Linked DNA regions of Homo sapiens: region 1 is linked to region 2. A link is a contact called in ENCODE Hi-C or POLR2A ChIA-PET data. All regions are on one chromosome and are shown on one strand. The core of a region is the stretch at or near the end of the contact, and the rest is flanking DNA. Distances in the headings are between cores, read along the strand shown.

What was found. Hi-C counts contacts between places; a loop is a spot of excess contacts on that map. ChIA-PET counts read pairs that join two places held with the same protein, here RNA polymerase II (POLR2A). Pooled maps may share reads with other maps.
Region 1: a map of mammary epithelial cell shows a loop between it and region 2 (14-fold over the local background). The contact joins two enhancer-like sites. A Hi-C loop is called at or near these places in 6 of 168 maps with a recorded cell type or tissue (Caco-2, Calu3, HCT116 and 3 more) and 6 of 50 pooled maps. POLR2A ChIA-PET finds 5 or more read pairs at or near these places in 8 of 52 experiments (BJ, GM10248, GM12878 and 5 more).

What each region holds. Positions count from the first base shown.
Region 1 is chr12:50,311,096-50,313,795 of GRCh38, reverse strand. No RefSeq gene overlaps it. Among named protein-coding and RNA genes, the nearest start is that of LIMA1, 29 kb to the right of the region's middle. Within about 2 kb of position 1,400, at least 2 of the 41 ENCODE cell types and tissues checked have a DNase peak (open chromatin) inside an H3K27ac peak, as active enhancers do.
Region 2 is chr12:50,258,789-50,261,488 of GRCh38, reverse strand. The region is part of intron 1 of LIMA1 (LIM domain and actin binding 1); the gene reads left to right. Among named protein-coding and RNA genes, the nearest start is that of LIMA1, 23 kb to the left of the region's middle. Within about 2 kb of position 1,273, at least 7 of the 41 ENCODE cell types and tissues checked have a DNase peak (open chromatin) inside an H3K27ac peak, as active enhancers do.

The sequences.
Region 1 (2,700 bases), core at 151-2,650, 52 kb before region 2:
ATCCATACAAAGTTACAGTAAGAACAAAACCCCACAGAAACAAGAATCATAAGTTATGACAGGTGAAACTATACCAGAAAAAAATACTATCCCAAAACAGAAACCAAGACAAACTACAGGATACATAAGTGTAGTGGATGCTATGGTATGTTCCCTAAATACCCACTTCGGGACTGGAGCACTCATACTTCAAGTTGCTGGTAATGGTGGCTGAATCCTTCTCTGGGACTCAAAGGGAATCCCTCCACCCAAGGCAACACCCTGTCCCAAAGATCCATCTGCATGTAGTGACAGGTCCATGCCAAGATATAGAAGCCCTTGCCTCAGGGTGAGACAACTCTGACAGGGGATTCTGACTTGAAAGCTCCCCACGGGATTGGCTGAGATCTTTATTGCAACTGCATCATGGTCAGCGGTGTGCTGGAACTGGCTCCTACTGGCTTGTGAGAACCAATTGTTACGGTTTTAGGAATTTTGCAAGCAGGTTGTTAAACACAGCCATTATTAAAACTTAAATTACATATACTTAAAACTAAATAATATTCAAAACCAAGGTAATAAACACTCAATACATATTACTTTCTAATTATTTTACTACATGTACTATTATCTGTTCTTTAGAGATTGTCTATATATACCTGAAGGGGTGCTACTATGCATTTTTATTTTATTTTATTTTATTTTATTTTGAGATGGGTTCTTGCTTTGTTGCCCAGGATAGAGTGCAGTGGCACAATCATGGCTCACGCAATCCCCTCCTCCCAGGCTCAAGCAATCCTCCCATCTCAGGCTCCCAAGTAGCTGGGACTATAGGCAGGCACTACCATGCCCGGCTAATTATTTTATTTTATTTTTTAAATTTTATTTATTTATTTTTTGAGATGGAGTCTCACTCTGATGCCCAGGCTGGAGTGCAGTGGCGCAATCTCAGCTCACTGCAACCTCTGCCTCCCAGGTTCAAGCGATTCTCCTGCCTCAGCCTCCCAAGTAGCTGGGATTACAGACGGGCACCATCACGCCCAGCTAATGTTTGTATTTTTAATGGAGATGGGGTTTCACCGTGTTGGCCAGGCTGGTCTCAAACTCCTGACCTCAAGTGATCTGCCTGCCTCGGCCTCCCAAAGTGCTGGGATTACAGGCATGAGCCACCGCGCCAGGCCAAATTTTTTTATTTTTTTTGTAGAGAGAGGGTCTCGCCATGTTGTTCAGGCTGGTCTGAAACTCCTGAGCTCAGGTGATCCACCTGCCTTGGCCTCCCAAAGTGCTGGGATTAGCTACTATGCATTTCTTTCCAGCTCCATGTTCAGTAACATCATGTTGCCAATTTTCAGTTAGCCATGATATAAATATTTACACACTGATTGGGCGCGGTGACTCACGCCTGTAATCCCAGCCCTTTGGGAGGCCGAGGCGGGTGGATCACTTGAGGTCAGGAGTTTGAGATCAGCCTGGCCAACATGGTGAAACCCTGTCTCTACTAAAAATACAAAAAAAATTAGCTGGGCCTGGTGGCGGGTGCCTGTATGGAGGCAGAGGCCAGAGAATCTCTTGAACGTGGGGGGCAGAGGTTGCAGTGAGCCAAGATCACGCCACTTCACTCTAGCCTGGGCAAAAGAGTGAAACTCCATCTCAAAAAAAAGAAAGACATATTTATACACTGGAAATTGTCAAATGTTACAAATCAAAGCTTTCCTCCCCCAAGAGCCAGTTGTTAACTATTTACTAGCACATCACTGATTACAGTTCAGCTGTTACTCTTGTCCAATCCTCCTCCTTTCACTTTGTCACAACTGTCGATTCCAAATGTGTACATGTCTCTGTCTTAGAATCTGCGTCCCAGAGAATGTGACCTCAATCAACAAAAAGAATAGTAAGGACCAAATATATAATGTGAGATATAGAGTGTGGAAATAAGAAAGGCCAAGAAAAATTAAAAAGATTAAAAAGATTGAAAACAAAGTGATAAAATAATCAAACCAGATCCAACATATGTATTTCTGGATGCCATGAAGAAGAAAACAAAAGTAATGGAATAGAATTAATATTTACAACTATAATTCAATTAACACTTTGGGTGGAGGTGGGAGAAGACATGACTCTACATACTGGAAGAGCAAACCATGCATCAAATAAAATAAACCCAAATTGGTTAACTCTAAGATATATCCTAGAAAACTATTATTCTTTAGTCCTTTATGTTTTTAAGACAGGGTTTTGCTGTGTTGCCCAGGTTACAGTGCAGTGGCAGAATCATGGCTCACTGCCGCCTCAACCTTCCAGGCTGAAGCGATTCTCCTACCTCGGCCTCCCAAGTAGCTGGGACCACAGGTCCATGCCACCATGCCTGGCTAGTTTTTCATTTCTTCTTTTCTTTTTTTTTTTTTCTGAGACGGAGTCTTGCTCTGTCGCCCAGGCTGGAGTGCAGTGCTGCGATCTCGGCTCACTGCAACCTCCACCTCCCGGGTTCAAGCAATTCTCTGCCTCAGCCTTCTGAGTAGCTGGGACTACAGGCGCCCGCCACTACACCTGGCTAATTTTTGTATTTTTAGTAGAGATGGGGTTTCACCATATTGGCCAGGCTGGTCTTGAACTCCTGACCTCATGATCCACCCACCTCAGCCTCCCAAAGTGCTGAGATTACAGGCGTGAGCGACCCCACCCAGCCTGGCTAATTTTTTTTTTTTTTAAGTCAAGATCTCA
Region 2 (2,700 bases), core at 24-2,523:
GTGTGCTCAGAGAATGGCTTGCATCAAGAAATAACTTGAGCATACCTAAAGATGTGAGGAAAAGCTTGTGCAAAATCCATATGTGCAAAGCTTTGTCCAATTTTATTCAAGCTGCATTTATAGAGTTCCTTCTATTTAGAAAGCAATACACTATCACGCCTCTAATCCCAGCACTTGGGGAGGTTGTGGTGGGCAGATCACGAGGTCAGGAGATGGAGACCATCCTGGCTAACACGGTGAAACCCATCTCTACTGAAAAATACAAAAAATTAGCTGGGCGTGGTGGTGGGCACCTGTAGTCCCAGCTACTCGGGAGGCTAAGGCAGGAGAATGACGTGAACCCGGGAGGCGGAGCTTGCAGTGAGCCCAGATCACGCCACTGCCCTCCAGCCTGGGCGACAGAGCGAGACTCCATCTCAAAAAAAAAAAAAAAAAAAAAAAAAAAATATACTAGATGGCAGAAAAGCAAAAGACAAAAAAAGCAGGGAGAGGGGTAAAATAGCATTTACTGATAAGTAAATAAGTAAATAAATGACTTCCTTTTTTTTTTTTTTTTTTGGGGCAAGTTATTAAACTTGCCCAAGATCACTCAGCTAGTGTTCGTGGTGAGAGATCTCAACAGCTAAATTCTAATCCATGCCCCATGCCCTTAGCCTCTTGCTATTTTCTTTCCAAAATGTGTCCCTGTGTTAGGCATTTTATATAGAATTTTTGACTAGCTAGGGTAGGTAATGGTATATGCCTCAGAGAAGTAAAGAAACTTGCACATGTCACCACAGTTAGAGGCCCAGTGAGAACCTGTAAGTTCTCCTTTTAACTTCAAACTTTGTGTACATTTTGTTATACTATGTTATGTGTTATTTTATTTGATAGAAGCAAAAATTCATATACCAATTCTTTGGAGAAAAATGATTTGTAATTAAATGAACTTAATTTGAAGAGTAGAGGTTAAGAAAGGATAATACATATGATTTGGGTTATGTTACGTTGCATATTGGACATATGAAACTATCCAGCATGGAGTAGAAATTCTAGGACTGGGCTGGGCGTGGTGGCTCACGCCTCTAATCCCAGCACTTTGGGAGGCCGAGGCGGGTGGCTCACTAGAGGTCAGGAGTTCGAGACCAGCCTGGCCAACATGGTGAAACCTCGTCTCTACTAAAAATACAAAAACTTAGCCGGGTATGGTGGTGAGCACCTGTAATCCCAGCTATTCGGAAGGCTGAGGCAGGAGAATCACTTGAACCCAGGAGGCGGAAGTTGCAGTGAGCCAAGATTGCGACATTGCACTCCAGCATGGGCAACAAGAGTGAAACTCTGTCTAAAAAAAAAAAAAAAAAAGAAACTCTAGGAGTGGAAGCCAGGAAAGTTAGGCCTTAGGATCCAGCTTTGGGAATCATGTGGAATAAGTGACTTTTGATGAGTTGAGAGTAAGTGAGCTCGCTCAGAGAAGGGAGAGAGACTGACTCTTTATTGATTCCTGGGAGTAAGAGTGGAGGTAGGAAAAGAGGATTCTGCAAGAAAAGAGAAAAGTGGAATTTATTCTCAATTACACAGCCTCATTTTTGTTGCTTTTGCTCTGGGTCTTAGTGTTTTTGAAGGCACAAAATATCCTTTAAAAGGCGATAAAGAGATCAAATATTATTGAAGTGAGTCTGTCCTGATGTAAACATTTACATTCTTGTTGACCCCTGGGAATTTGGTCAATGTTACAATTGTGCTATTGTCTAGATTCATGTTTCTACACATACCTGAAGCTCTTCCAAGAACAGTAGCAGTGATTATTCTAACATGCCTGCAGACTTGTCTATCATCATGTTTCTGAATAATAGAGTAGTGAGCTTTTTATTTATAACATTTGATGTTATTTAGTGGTTCCATTTTTTTATATTGTGAGTTTATATGAGAGTTTGAATAAGCTAAAATTACTGGGTAATTCACAGTTCTGAAAAATATATGCTTCCTCATAACTAGTCTTGGGACTGCAGGATAAGCATTCAGTTTCTGTACTAATTGTGTTTCAGATAAAACTTAAAGCTATGTGTAATTTTATGGAAGGCGTATTTATAGAGTTCTTTCTATTTAGAAAGCAATGTATTAAATACTAGATGTCAGAAGGTTAAAAGACAAAGTAGATCTGTCTTCTGACTTCAAATATCTTGCTATTGAGTAGGAATTATGAAATTATTATAAGGCAGGGGGATTGACTTATGCTGATTAGGAATAGGGCTAGGGCAGTTTGGAAAAGGGCCATGTGTGTTCTTTCACTTGAGTCTTTTAAGGTGAATAGGTTGAGTACGGGATAACATTTCAAATGGAGTGAAAAAAATATACGGTGTATCATGGGAGGAGAAGCTGGTTATGGCATAATTTTAGAGATTCTAGATCTGTTTTCAGAAATCAAAGTTCTGTGGGGTTAGGCTTTTTACTATCAGAGAAAGAAGTTATAAATAAGCCAAGAGGGAATACTAGAATGAACCTTGTGATGCTAGACTGGAGTCAGAAATATCAGTATGAATTTATAGTTTATAAAATTTTTATAGGGCTGGGCGCGGTGACTCACACCTGTAATCCCAGCACTTTGGGGGGCCGAGGTGGGCAGATCACGAGGTCAAGAGATCGAGACCATCCTGGCCAACATGGTGAAACCCTGTCTCTACTAAAAATACAAAAATTACTCGGGTGTGGTGGCGCATGCCT